3 separate regions of the Homo sapiens genome follow, and all the other regions are linked to region 3. A link is a loop called in an ENCODE intact Hi-C map of the cell type or tissue named here. Cell type or tissue: IMR-90. All regions are shown on one strand.

Evidence for each region. Peaks named below come from ENCODE experiments on the same cell type or tissue, not always from the same donor. Only the 100,000 strongest peaks of a DNase experiment are listed, where the experiment ranks them.
Region 1: a loop joins it to region 3, with 7 times the contacts of the local background. A loop is called at or near these places in 10 of 110 quality-filtered maps.
Region 2: a loop joins it to region 3, with 2.5 times the contacts of the local background. A loop is called at or near these places in 2 of 110 quality-filtered maps.

Annotation. Positions count from the first base shown.
Region 1 is chr3:138,173,012-138,178,011 of GRCh38, forward strand. It overlaps DBR1 (debranching RNA lariats 1), which reads right to left and starts at 1,910. Exons shown (of 8, transcript NM_016216.4): 1 at 1,588-1,910; 2 at 491-615. The coding sequence starts at 1,784. RefSeq lists an enhancer at 1,616-1,825. In IMR-90, no CTCF peak of the experiment used is centred here; a DNase peak (open chromatin) is centred at 1,910; H3K4me3 peaks cover 1,205 bases; H3K27ac peaks cover 592 bases.
Region 2 is chr3:138,238,277-138,243,276 of GRCh38, forward strand. ARMC8 (armadillo repeat containing 8) reads left to right here. Exons shown (of 22, transcript NM_001363941.2): 10 at 1,192-1,252; 11 at 3,507-3,707. Among named protein-coding and RNA genes, the nearest start is that of ARMC8, 53 kb to the left of the region's middle. In IMR-90, no CTCF peak of the experiment used is centred here; a DNase peak (open chromatin) is centred at 3,005.
Region 3 is chr3:138,066,352-138,071,351 of GRCh38, forward strand. It overlaps DZIP1L (DAZ interacting zinc finger protein 1 like), which reads right to left. Exons shown (of 16, transcript NM_173543.3): 13 at 1,800-2,016; 14 at 1,180-1,349. Among named protein-coding and RNA genes, the nearest start is that of DZIP1L, 47 kb to the right of the region's middle. RefSeq lists enhancers at 368-417, 4,376-4,877. In IMR-90, a CTCF peak has its summit at 2,410 (motif pointing right); DNase peaks (open chromatin) are centred at 830 and 2,430; H3K27ac peaks cover 268 bases.

The sequences.
Region 1 (5,000 bases), 110 kb after region 3:
CATGTACTGAAATATGTATAAGTGAAATAATCTAACGGTTGGACTTGCTTTAAATACTCTAGTCATCTCTTCCCACAAAAAAAAAAAAAAAAATCCAGGAGATTGCAATATAATAGTCGTTGAAGCTGGTTAACAGGTACTGAGATTCATCATACTATTCTCTACTTTTGTGTATGCTTAAGAATTTCTATTAATAAAAGTTTAAGGTCTTTAATTCAATAAAAATTGTAAGAAAAAATGAAGGGACTACAAATAGTGTGTGAGGTCTTTGCAATTATATTAGCTAGTGCTTAAAACACTAGATGAAGGGCATATTTTCATGATCAACCATTTAATAATTAACTATCTTAATTAAATTTTCACGATTAAGTATTTAAATTAATGACATTCTCCAAACACCATACATGTCAAGACACAGTCCAACTAACGCAAATCCTGATAAGCTCTTCCATCCCAGGAAAAAAAAGTATCCACAAACACAATCACATACCTAAATAATAAATGTTTGGTGCCACCCAGCCACCATAGGGTAACTCTTGCAAATGATTTGAGGCTTCATGGTTTCCCCCAATGAAGAGCGTGAGAACTGGAGCCTTTTTCTCTCCAGAGTAATACCTAGAACATAAGAGCAAAGTCAGTTACCACAATTAGGCATAGCAGAAAAGCAAATAAGTTCCGAAAAAAAAAAAGAAACTGAGTTCATCATAAAAAGTTAAAAAGCTCTTTCAAAAGGAATTGCCTGGGGCTGGGCGCGGTGGCTCCCTCCTGTAATCCCAGCACTTTTGATGGCCGACACAGGCGGATCCCCTGAGGTCAGGAGTTCGAGACCAACCTGGCCAATGTGGTGAAACCCCGTCTCTACTAAAAATGCAAAAATTAGCTGGGTGTAATCCCAGCTACTCGGGAGGCTGAGGTGGGAGAATCGCTTGAACCCAGGAGACGGAGGTTGCAGTGGGTCAATATCGCGGTACTGCACTCCAGCCTGGGCAACAAAGCGAAACTCTGTCTCAAGAAAAAAAAAAAAAAAAAAAAAAGGAATTGCCCAGTATCCATCCTTGCCCTTAGGAATGAAGAGCTTCCACCTTGAGCCTCAAGTCAGTGCCCGTTCAATTAAGTCAAGAACTGTTTCGAGTTCATTGCCATAACCTCATCTTCTAGAACCACAACAAGCACATAGCAGGGGCCCAGTAAAAACTTCAGGATCATTGAATGAACTAATTCCAGAGTCCTATCAAGTACAAGGTAGCTATCTAAACCTGTCAGCTTCTTCCTCCAGGTTATCCCCTCCCAGGCTTCGACACCCTTTGAAATGGATAAGATGTGTATGGAAAGAAGGAAAGTGACATTTCCTAAGCACCTAATGAGATAGGGTGCTAGTGAAACTGACATAATTTGGTACCTAACTGAATACAGTACCGAACTGAATACATTTCCCGCCTCCCACTACCTCACCCCTGTATTCAGTTAGGCACCAATTAGAGATACAGAGAGAACAAAGACAGGATCTAAGGGAAACAGGCAGCCAGTGGCAGAGGGAACCCAGTCCCACCCCCCCACCGCCAAGTCCGGGCCCGGCCGCGTCCTCACCTGTAGAAGGTTTGCATGTGACGATACTTGGGCGGCACGGCCATGCAGCGTAGATCCGCCTCGTTGCGCACCGCCTGGAAGTCGCCGCAGCACAGCAAGAGGTCGACAGGCCCCGGGCCGCGCCGCTCTGCCAGCGCCAGCGTCTCATAGATCTTATCCAGCTCGCCGTGGCAGCAGCCAGCCACAGCCACCCGCATTCTGCCGGCCTGAGGAGGTGAGCGCTGCCTGCAACGCCCTACACCACAGCCAGCCCAGGACCGACTGATCGCTCAGCTCCCGCCAACTTTAATAAGTATAGCCACCGCCTGGGTGTAGACTCCTGCAAAATAATTCACTTCCGGTTTCCAGATCTCGCGAGAGAGGGACCGGGAAGGTCAAACCTAATTCTGGGATCCCAGGGAACTTATTTTCTTTTTTTCCTTTTTTCTTTTTTTTTAATTATTGTTTTATGCAGTCAATATTTTTTTGTATATACATCCACAAATGTACTCTTTCCATCCTTACTCTTTTCTTCCTGGATTTCCATTTTTCTCTTTGGAATCATTTTTCTTCTGTCTGAAGAGCTCAGTTTAAGTTTTCCTGTTTGTTTAGTGTAGGCCGACGACAGATTAATTTTTTTCTAGATATTTGTTTGTTTAAAAATTTCTTTCCACTCTGGGGAAAATGGTGAAACCCTGTCTCTACTAAAAATACAAAAATTAGCTGGGCGCAGTAGCGCACGTCTGTAATCACAGCTACTTCAGAGGCTGAGGCAGGAGAATCCCTCAAACCCAGGAGACGGAGGTTGCAGTGACCTGAGATCGCGCCCCTGCACTCCAGCTTGGGCGACAGAGCGAGACTCCGTCTAAAAAAAAAAAAAAGAGACAAAAGAGAAAGAGAGAGAGAAGAAAAGAAAAGAAGCCAGTGTGCTGGCTCACACCTGTAATCCCAGCACTTTGGGAGGCAGAGGCGGGCGGCTCACGAGGTCAGGAGTTTGAGACCAGCATGGCCAACATGGTGAAACCCTGTCTCTACTAAAGATACAAAAAATTAGCTGGGCGTGGTGGCGCACACCTGTAATCCCAGCTACTTGGGAGGCTGGGGCAGGAGAATCGCTTGAACCCAGGAGGCAGAGGTTGCAGTGATCTGAGATCGTGCCATTGCACTCCAGCCTGGGTGACAGGGTGAGACTCCGTCTAAAAAAAAAAAAAAGAAAAAGAAAGAAAGAGATGTCTTTGTTTCACCTTAATTCATAAAGGGTGTGTTTACTGAGTACCGAATACCAGTTAAGCAGTGTGTGTGTGTGTGTGTGTGTGTGTGTGTGTGTGTGGTTTTTTTTTTACAAAGCATTTCAAAAATAGCATTCTATTATCTTCTGGCTTGCATTATCTTCTACTGAGAAGTCACCTATAAACTTAAGGTTTTTTTTCACTGAAAGTAATGTGGGTTTTTTGTTTGTTTGTTTGTTTTTTGTTTTTTTGAGACGGTCTCTCACTCTGTTGCCCAGGCTGGAGGCAGTGGCACGATCTCGGCTCACTGCAACCTCCGCCTCCCCAGTTCAAGCGATTCTCCTGCCTCAGCCTCCCAAGTAGCTGGGATTACAGGTGCACACCACCATGCCCAGCTAATTTTTTGCATTTTTAGTAGAGACAGGGTTTCACCATGGTGGCCAAGCTGGTTTCGAACTCCTGACCTCAAGTGATACGCCCACCTCGGCTTCCCGAAGTGCTAGGATTACAGGCGTTAGCCACCGCGCCCAGCCAGTAATGTGTCTTTTTCTTTGCTATTTACTGTTTTCTCTTTCTCTACTTTCTCTCCCTACTCCTTAAAGCTATTTTAATAAAATATATCTAGGTGGTTTTTTTTTTGAACTTTACTCATTTATGCTTTCTGAATCTATAGCTTGGTATCTTTTTTCAGTTTTGGAATATTCTTGGTCAGTATCTACTTAAATGTTGCTTTTTTTTCTGTCTTTTCCTACTCCTTTGGAATTTTTCCATGGTATTTTACCTATCTTTTATTTCTATTCCATAGTTCTCATTTTTATCAGTGTTTTATTTTGGATAGTTTCTAATAACCTCTCTTCTAGTTTACTAATCCTATTTTGTTCTATGTCCAATGTACAAACTCATTTATTAATGTTTTAACATTATAGTCCTTTTCAATTTTAGGATTTATATTGGATTCTTTTCCAGTGAAGCCAATAGTTTAAAGAGATTCTTTATCTTTTAATTTATTTCCTTCATCTTTTCCTCTCTTTCTCTCATATATTAATCATTGTTATTTTAGGTTGCCTGTCTTCTAAGCCCAATATCTTACTTATCTGCAGAGCTGATTCTATTGTCTGTTTCTGTTTCATTGGATTCTTAGTTTAAAAATCTCGTTTTTTGGCCGCGGTGACTCCCACCTGTTGTCCCAGCACTTTGGGAGGCCAAGGTGGATGGATCTCTTGAAGCCAGGAGTTCGAGAGCAGCCTGGCCAACATGGTGAAACCCTGTCTCTACTAAAAATAAAGAACTTAGCTGGGGGTGGTGGCGCATGCCTGTAATCCCAGCTACTTGGGAGGCTGAGGCGGGAGAATCGTTTGAACTCGGGAGGCGGAGGTTGCAGTGAGCCGAGATTGCGCTGCTGCACTCCAGCCTGGGCTACAGAGTGAGACCCTGTCTCAAAAAGAATAAATAAATAAATAAATATCTCGTTTGTGTGTGTGTGTGTATATATATATATATATATATATTCCAGGATACATGTGCAGGTTATGCAGATTTGTTACACAGGTAAACGTGTGCCATGATGATTTACTGCGCCTATCAACCTATCACCTAGGTATTAAACCCAGCATACATTAGCTATTTTTCCTGATGCTCTCCGTACCTTGCAGATCACTTGAGGCCAGGAGTTCGAGACCAGCCTGGCCAACATGTATCTCTCCAAAAATACAAAAATTAGCAGGGCGTTGTGGCACATGCCTGTAGTACCAGCTACTGGGGAGGCTGAGGCAGGAGAATTGCTTGAACCTGGAAGACAGAGGCTGCAGTGAGCGGAGATTGCACCACTGCACTCCAGCCTGGGGGACAGAGCAAGACCCTGTCTCAAAAAAAAAAAAAAAAAAGAGAGAAGAAAAGAGGATTCTTGGGCTTGGTCTGTCTTCACCTATCTTTACAGGTCCTTGAGTCCTAGCAGTCTCACGGATGATAAAATTCTAAATTAGGATAGTAAATAGAATCCCCAATAGTAGGAATTTAGTTTGATAAAATTAAACTAAGATAAACGAGCAAGCAGGCGCAAATGGCGAATTCCTTAGGACGAACTTCTCAAGGCAAAGACAATTGCCTGAAAGTGAATCAGAATTTAAAAAAATTTTGACACCCCAAAATAATTATTTTTAAATAAAACTTTAAAACCCACCAAGGATTTAAAAACTATCTCCCTCC
Region 2 (5,000 bases), 170 kb after region 3:
GGCTGGTCTCAAACTCCTGACCTCGTGATCCACCTGCCTCGGCCTCCCAAAGTGCTGGGATTACAGGCATGAGCTACTGTGCCCAGCTGCAGAGTTTTTATTAGCACAATTTCTGGCTCATGTAAGCATTCAGTGCATGTTCTGTAATTATCAATACATGAATGGGTGTGTTGAGCACTTGTGTAGGGTTCTGTGCTAAGTTTAATCTTAGTATTTAAGCTGTGGTTCTAACATTTTGGTGAGAATTTGGCATTTTCAATGAATTACTCATGTATCGTGAATTGTTTGGTTTTTATTTGTTTGTATCATTTTTTGCTTTTTGTCTTTAAAACTGAGCATTTGCCTCTGTCAGTAAGGTAATGTTCTAAAGTAAATGGTTTCAGAAAAACAATATGGTAACAAGCCTCAAGATAATAACAACTACAAATATTTCAGCCGTCTACAATATAAGTAAAATGATTTTACCTGTTTATAACTTTCGGTAGAAGCCAACGTGAGATGTTTTAATTTTTTTCCCCCATCTTGCTAAAGGAATGTAATCAAAAAGGAAATTCATTAATTTAAATTTCTGAAGCGCTTAATGTTCAGCGCCTGCCTGGGGAATAAAAATTAATTATATTCTTATTCAAAGGCAGCTTATAATTGTTTTTCAGTAGAACCAAATTATTGACTCGTTCCCAAAGCCCCTGCTGTTAACCTCTGAATAGTTCATTTCTGATGGATAGCTGTGTTACAAGTTAAATGCCTCTTCTGTGATACTTCTACTGCATTTGGAGTTAGAATATTCCAACTTCATTTAAACTGAGATAATGTGTTCATCTTATGTTTCATTTTGAACATTTTTCCCTTTTTATTATGGAAAATTCTGAAGTATAAAGAATACAACATGTGCCCAGCACCTAGCCTCAAAATGTGTCCATCATTAGGTTATTTATTTTTAAAACTATTTGGTAGGTTTTTGTTTCATTTTGTTTTTTTAAATATCTGGCTTACCATCTGTATTTGTCAGTTAGTTTTCTTTGACTATTAAATTGACTGAACCTCCGAAAAGCGAATTGTCAAAATCTTCACTCTCAAGATAAGTGATATTATTTGGTTTTCGATTTTTTAATAAAATCTTAAAGGCAAATAATTTTTCATTTAAAGCTTTAAACTCCAAGCAAAAACTTATTTTCTGCTGTCTTATTCCAGTTTAACTTACATGTGTAGAGCTGGAGCAATTCGGACAGATGATAACTGTATTGTATTAAAGGTAAGCTAATTAATTATCTTTAAAATGTGAAAATTATCCAGTTATGTGTTAAATATCAGTATTGATACTCATATTTCATTTTACACATTTATCATTATGATATATGTGCATGGCGTAGAATAATATTGAAAGACCATGCTTTCTTTTCAGTGGATGTCATATAGTTTTTAAAAATTGATTTTAGATGTGTTTCGAAAGTCAGCGTGAAATAATTATTTCATTGTCACAGCCTTTCATTTTATGGTAATTAGGAGGATGTGGAAATTGTAAAAGTGTACAATTCAGGTGAAACAGAAAATATATTTCGTTCTTGATTGTCATTAAATTTGTACTACAGTTTTAGAGGCAGACGATTTGCCACTTTTGCAGAAAAAGACTTTATATCATTCTCATAGCTGATAATCAAAAGGCATAATGAAAGAGAATAAGTAGATAACACATGAAAACAAGCATTGTCATTGTGATATGTCATATACAACTTGAATTTAGAAAAACCTGGAGAAAAGACCAGCCCTAAAAGTCCTAAAACCTGGATTCTGGTTTTAGCACTCCCACCTCTGACTGTACATCCTTTATTCTTTTGATGCCTCGGACTCCAGATTATGAAAATTGAAGCAATAATTCCTGCTCATCTATGCACAGGGTTATTGTGAGGATAACAATATATTAAATACATTAAAATGTCTTATTAGCTATAAAAAATTAAGTATAAGTAAATTGATGATGTGTCATTTTATAAATATGAGATCTCACATTATCATTGTTCAAAAGGTGATCCCAAGGATAAAAGAGCACAAAGAAGACTAATATTTGCTTTAGTCTTTGGGGAAGAGAATTAATTTAATGAGATCTGAACACTCCCTAAGTAAACAACTCTTCATAGAGTGCCACGGACTTCCATAGCATTTATCTTGATTTATTTACTTCTCTAACCTTCCTCTTTTTCTGCATTGGTAAAATGTTAGTAGTATATTCTTCACATAGTAGTCATGAGCATTAGATTACATAATTCATGAATTTATGGTATCAATAAATATTAGTAACTAGTAATGTTAGGGAAAAAAGAATAGGGCCTTCCCCTTGGAAACCTAGGGTTGAATTATAAAGCTTCTACTAGCCTAATAGGAAATTAGTAGTGAACGATGAAGTGCTAAGCTCTGTGGTAAAAGATATAATAGGAACTTATTATATATAAAAGAGCAAAGCACAGTTGCCTGCAGTATTTGAGGAAGACTTTCTATAATGATAACATTTCAATTTATACTTCCACATTGTCCTTTCAAGTGGATCCGTCAGGCTTAGAAATAGTAAATGTCGTTCGAGACCAGCCTGGCCAACCTGGTGAATCCCCATCTCTACTAAAAATAAAAAATTAGCCAGGAGTGGTGGTGGGTGCCTGTAATTCCAGCTACTCAGAAGGCTGAGGCAGGAGAATTGCTTGAATCCAGGAGGCAGAGGTTGCAGTGAGCCGAGATCGTGCCATTGCACTCCAGCCTGGGCGACAGAGCGAGACTCCGTCTCAAAAAAAAAGAAAAAGAAATAGTAAATGTCTGTAATATTTTTATTGAGAACCTAATGTAGATAAGTTACCAAACCATTGCCAAGATTTTTGAGGGACCTCAGAAGTAAAATTGGACTCATGGATACCACTGCTAATTCCAGCAAGTTACTGGGAAAACCTAGCAACTGTGATACATTTCAGTTGCATTATAGTAGAACTGGTGGAATCTGAGTAATGGTAAGATCACTGCAGTTTTAAAGCTGTATTTTGTTTTGGCAACTGTAGGTATGACTCCCCAAACCAAAAAATAAACGATATTACTCACTAAGGAAGAGATAGCATACTTTTCCTAAGGCAAAATCATTCCTGATTAAACTGCTGGGTCTTTTTTAGGTAAATAAATAGATAGATAGGGCAGAACCATCAGACATGATTTGTTAGGGATTCTTAAATGTCTTTTACAAAGTTGTACAATAAAACTTGTCTTATCGGTCCCAAAAGCCTAATTAGAATTTGTATTAATATACTTTGACGTACGAATAGAGTTTAATGTGCCAGTACAAATTATTAATGTGTACTGAATTTTGCTTGTTTTTGCATTTTAAAAAAATCTTTTATTCTCTAGAAGTCAGTAAAGGAAATATATGATCATAAACATTACTCCTGATAAAAGCTATTGAGTTGATTCAGTCACTATATGCTTAAGCTTTTACCTTTACCAAAAAGCAAATAATTAATCTCACTACCTTTCAGACATTACCTTGTTTGGTTCGAATGTGCAGTAAGGAGAGATTACTAGAGGAGAGAGTTGAAGGAGCTGAGACACTTGCCTATCTGATTGAACCAGATGTTGAGCTACAGAGAATCGCTAGCATAACTGATCACCTCATTGCCATGCTTGCTGATTATTTCAAGTATCCCAGCTCAGTGAGTGCCATCACTGATATTAAAAGGGTATGTTATTTTCCTTTTTTAGCAGCTCAAGGGAGATTTTTCTAAAGTTTTTCTTACTGTTCACAGTTTTGAACCAATTGATAACTACAGCTTAAAGCCCTTTTAAATAAAGGTTCTTTTATCTTTGGTAACATAGATAATATTGCTTTGTGAATTTTTGAATCCAAGTTGTTTAATGTTTATTGTCAGAAAGTTTTTACTGAGCAGATAAGCAATAAAGAAAATTGCATCCTAACTCCCCAACTAAACCTCAAAAGTAGTGGATTCTCCAAGCTGGGTATTGACATAACCGTATAATCTTATTCTTGGTCATGGAATCATCTCTGTTGTTACATTCTCATTCTTTAGGTCAGGAGTAATCTTTTTGTTACAGGAGACTAAGTTGTCCCATGTTACTTTCCACCACAGTCTATTTTGTTACCTTTCCCTATCTTCTCTTTTTCCCAGTTTCATACTGTGCTTTGGGCCTGCTAGTGACAGCTAAAGCATCATTTAATCTTGAATTTGGGACCAAAAAGGCCAAATTGTGCTTTTTCTGAAAACCTAAGTTCCTTAGAATAGATCGGTATTTATTTTGACTTGTTGCATCTCAGCCTGTTTGCCCTATCCATTTCTTTAAGCATAGGAGATGAACATTCTGTAAGAGAAAGTTTATTCAAGGAGGTCATGGTAGAGAGAACATTGCCTCTTAATTAGTAGCCAGTACTGTTTCATGAATGTAACTGTATTTTTCATGCCAGTGGTTCCAATGGTAACTATTCTCCTTTTGACCTCTCCCTCATGCTTTTGAGTTTCAAAAAACCTCATTTGGTAGGCAGTTGTTCATTTGGCTTTTAACTTTGAAAATAAAGCAAACTATTAAGGGTATATCTTTACTCTGTCTTAAGAAGGGCCTAAAATAACCTTCACTGGTATTTGTATTAGTAATGTACTCTACTCTCTGGGTATTAAACTTATGTGTCTGCTCTTCTTTCAGTAGTGGTGTTTTTCCAGTAGAAGTGATGGGTTACATACATTTAACCAGTTGCCTTGTCTGTTTTCCTTCTGGTCATTTTTTCACACTGACACTGTATCTTACCAATACAAAGATACATGAGCAACCCTTAGCTACTGCCTCATGAACGCCCTGAGTTGACCACCCCAGGAAGGCAAATAAAATGTTTTGATGGCCATGAGAGTAAGGAAACAATTTTAAGAACATGTAGCCTATGCATATGCAAATCATTTAACTAGTACGTAGATTATCCCTTCTGTTAGTTTTTCCATTTCATTTCCATCAGAGTAAAACTGTAA
Region 3 (5,000 bases):
TAATGAACTCAAACAGCATTAAAGACTATGGGGATATTCTTAACATTGGGAACACAGCTAAAGGCAGCTCTTTCTGGGGGGAAAAATGGTTTACAAGTAAATAAATAAACAGTGACTCTAACACATTAACTTCAAAAACATCATACAGAATCTCAACTTGCCATGACATCGTTCTGTGGTCTTGGGCCAGTCATAATGTCTATGAGGCTTAGTTTCAACTTCTGTCACGATGTGTGTGGCTCAGCCTTCCCTCATCAGTGCTGTGAGGAGTAAATGAGGAGACTTGTGCGAAGAGATCCACACAGAGCTGAGCACGCGGTGAGCACCCAGCAACACCAACATAGAGGGGAGAGCCTTCTCTCACACGCCTCGAGCTTCCACAGAAGAAGGAACTTCTGCTCTACTCACCGAGATGGACAAGGATAGGAGAAACACCCTCCCAGTTTCTTCCCCACATACTACCCTCTCTCACAGAAGAAGCCAAGCAGAGGGGTGGGCCTACAACACACCCTGGGCCACGGCGCACCTGAAGGAGGGCCGCTGATCCAGAAGACAGTGCCAGCTCTTTCTCTCGGACCCTCCCCGCCCCTGTGGCTGGGGTTGGAGCCTGGCTGGAGTGTACCCTACAGCTGCCTGTTTAAGGGCCTGCACACTCAGGGTCTTCTTTGCAAACCCAGCCCTGCACACAAGTAAGATTGGGATCTGGATTTGGGGAGGCTGGAGGGGCCCCCACTTTGGCCTCAAGTGCGGGTTGTTCCTCTAATCCAGCCCTAACAGGAAGCCTATGCCTCAGGCATTCCTGGGCCCTGTCACCACTACTAGAGCGAGGCTTTGATCTCCCGTAGCTGGCCACAGTGTTTACTCTCTACTGGAAAGAACATGGAGGAGAAAAGGGGTGAATGGCTCCCTTCAACCTCCCACAGTTAACAATTTAATGACAAAACAAGGGGTAAAACTAAACCTTGCTCAAACTCTAGCTTTCTCCTGATATCTCTGCTATCCCACAAAAAAATATCTGAGGCGAAGGAGGACCATCCTTTCCAAGCCAAATAGAGAAAGAGATGTCAAATAAGAAAGCCTAAAGGAAGCTAAAGGGTGTTTCTGGAGCCTTGAGAAATCTGGGCTGGAGAAGGGCTACACCGGTGGTCCCAGCCCACTCACCCAAAGGTGCCAGCTCACCTGAGCCCTGGCCAGGGGGCTGGGCATTCTCCTCCGAGGTCTCTGTGTCAGACCAGTCCCAGTCATCCTTGGGCCGGGGCACCATCCTGGAAGGAACTTTTGGGGGCTGTAGAGACACACGCTGCACACGGTCTCCCTCTGAGTCCTCTTCAGAACTGAACGGGGGCGTGCTGCCACGAGGAGGAGAAGAAATGAGGGATGCATGGGCCAGAAAGAAAACTTCAAAAGCCAAACTTCACCACGCTTCAAGCTGGTTTGGTTTGCTCAGGGCCAGCCCTGCTCCCTCCCTCAGGCCCAGAAGACAGCCAGGAGACCCCTGGAGTGCAGCAGCCACACCAGTATCTCCCTTAGTAGAGCCCTGCCCATCTGAGGATCCAGCCCCTCTGGAGGGGGAACGGGTTTGGGGGAGGACATGGGTAAGGGGAGGGTGGGTTTGTCTTGGCTGGGAGCACAGGTTCTCAAGTCCAGAGCTCAGACTGGACCCCACCTGAGGCACCTTCTATTCACATGTGTCTGCCCCCCTCCTATCTGCAGAAGCCTGGAGGGAGCCCAGAACAGGACTGCCTGAATCCAGGAGCCACCACTGCAGGTGGGGTGAGAGGGCAGAGTCTGGGGCTCACCTCATCCCGGGCCCCGAGGAAGGAGGGGTGCTGGAGGGTCCATGCAGTCCGGGGCGTGGAGCGGGGGCGGACACCTGGGTCAGGCTGGAGCCATGGCTGCCATGGCTCTGACGAGTTGGTGGGGGTGGCTCTGCCGGTGTGGATGGCAAGGCCACCTGCAGGGTCCTGGTCTTTGGCTGGGCCTCTCTGGTGACCAGTGTGCTCTGCTGGCTTTTGACTGGAAACACAGAAAGGAATGATTTTTGGAGTACACCCATGCTGGATCTCAAGCCTAAGAGGAGGGAGAAAGTGGCTCCAACACCCTGGAAATGAACAATTACTCCCTCTCCGTGCTGTAATAACCACAGCAGATTTCATGACTGTTGCCAAATCAGGTGTTCTGCTGGCCAGATTCGAGGCTAGGACCACAGTTCCACAGTTTCATCAGAGACCAGGAGAGCAGCTGGGTGCTCCAGGGTCGTGTTGTCATTACTGAAGACCAGCAGGAGTCCGCGGGCCTGAAGAGGGGCTCAGTAGTCCTAGATGGACTTCACCAAGGCTGCTACCCTCTCCCCAACCCACGCTACAGCCGCTGCACTGCAGGCAGTCCTGCAGGAAGACCCCACTGCCACCAGAGGTCGCCGCAGGACTGCATGAACCATCAAGATCCACTCAAACCTCCTCCCAAATGCAGTCTGGGGCAAGGCAGTACCAAGGCAGGCAATTGGACACAGCCCCTCTGTTTTCCAAATTGCATCAAGACCTATAGCCACAAGAGCGGTCCCGGATCAGCAAGTTTTTATGGGAAGAGAAGAGAGAGAGTGCATCACAGGGAGTCAGACATGTGTGGATTGGGTCACAATGTAAAATGAGTTTCTTACAGTAATTCAAGATCAGAAAATGTTTGAAATACAGTTGACCCCGAAACAACGTGGGGTTGAACAGCCATGGGTCCACTTATACGTGGATTTTCTTCCGACTCTGCCACCCGTGAGACAGCAAGAGCAACCCCTCCTCTTCCTCCTCCTCTTCAGCCTACTCAACACAAAGATAACAAGGATGAAGTCCTTTATGATGATCCACTTCCCCTTAATGAATAGTAAACATATTTGCTCTTCCTTGTGATTTTCTTAATAACATGTTCTTTTCTCTAGCTTACTTTATTGTAATAATACAGCTTATAATTCATATAACATACAAAATGTGTGTTAATAGTCCATATTGTCGGTAAGACTTCTGGTCAACAGTAGGCTATGAGTAGTTAAGTTTTGGGGCAGTCAAAAGTTACACGCAAATTTTCAACTGCATGGGGGGTTTGCGCCCCTGACCCCTGCATTGTTCAAGGGCCAGCTATGCACTGCTCTCAGTGAATGTGTCTACTCAGAAGTGGAGCTTCCAGGAAAGAGTGAACTGAAGAGAAGGGGAAGACAAAGACAAGCCTGCTGGGGGAAAATAACAATAGCTTCCCATGACTGTGTACCAGATACTAAGAAAAGCACTTTACATACAACCACTTGGCCCCCGAGCATCTTCAGAGGCTATCATTTTCCCTACAGAGGCTTGCCCTCAGCTCCACGGAAGAAAGTGGTGAATACAAACCCAGGTTGTCTGTCTGCCCTAATCTTGGGCCCTCACCGCTACTTCCCACAGCCTTGCCCAGGCCACAGAAGAGGCAGGGTCCAAGCAGAAATGGGAGGTGAGCATTAAGACAGCACTTGTGGGACCCAGGAAAAGAATAAAGGTGCAGAGCTGGAAGGAAAGGTCTACAAAATGCCACAAAAACACAGCGCTCATCTCACAACTCAGTAACATCTCCAGAGAAGGCAGAACCCCAGGGCCAGGGAAAGGGAAGGCTGCGAAGGGGGCTCTCCCTCCTGGCTTTTTTACTACAGGAACAAAGGTGTGTGGGAGTGGGTGGGGCGTAGCACCTAGAAGGAGCAAGATACCTTTGCTTTCTCTTGGAAGCCAGCATTCCGAGGGTTTTTCCATTCATCCTCCCCAAGTCCCTGTCCCCTCCCTCCTCTGAGCTCCCACCACCCCCATGCTTGGCTCCATCACATCACCTGGTCCTGGCTGATTTCCCAGGTGAGGTGGAAGGCCCTGGCACAGAGTCAACCTCAGCAAGTACTGTACTAAATGAATGAGTGGGCAAATGAATGAATGAACATTTGACTGAATGAGCAAAAGGATATACGTTTAAATTGGAGCATAAAAGGCAGATTGGCAACCAGGACAAATACCCTTCTGTCTGAGATTTCTATGCAAGATAAAAACCGTCCTTTCCTTAGAGATTTTAAGGCCAGAAGTTTAAACTAAATATTATAGTTTCCCAGGTCATCAATACATTTTTTTACCATATTTTCATGCCAAAATGACAATGCTTTTAAGCACAAAATACCTGCTTGATACTTGTCCAAGTAATAATTTCCATGAGCTCACAGGATTGCTATGTTAGTCTTATTTTCTTCTAATTCACATGAGGAAAAATAAAAATAAGTTATAAAATGATTGGTTGATGTAGCAACTAAAATCATCTCTCATATCCTCAGAGATACGTGGGCCATACTCTGCAAAATTTTTTTGCATGAAGAGCTCAAATCGGTTCTTCCTGGACACAGGAGATACAGAACTGGCCTCCTTCTGGCCACATGTGTCCCTGACTGAGGAGACGAAGTAAAAGGAGCAGGACAGCACCTGCATGAGCAGACCAGACCCACTGAAGCCCTCCCCAGAGCCTCTCACCACAGCAGCCCAGACCCTCTTGGAACCCTCTGGAAACAGGGGGCTCTCAAACCTGGGAACACAAATACACTTGCTCCGTAAGAACAGACTCAAGGGTCCTGGTCCACAGAATTTCGTGTTCCACCAGAACCACAGGGCCTTCTCTTGTCATGACCCCCAGAGCATGGACAAATGGTAAAGTGGCAGCTATGACCTGGCCCAAGGAACCAACTATGAGCTCTGAGAATTCATCTGCGTGCAGAACTGGCCCAGTCTCTCATGCTCTCCCATGGCCAGAGCAGGGGCTATCTGAGCTCTGCAGAAGTTTACATTCAATTGATATTTGCCTCCACCTGCAGCTTCAATGCTCCCGGGCCTCTGCCTGCCTCCCCAGGCTGGCATGCCTGGTGTGTAGAGCCAGAAACTGAATAGGCTGCTCTCTGTTGAAGAGACACTCAACTGTGGTCGCAACAAGCCAAACAGAATGAAGGTGCTAAGGGA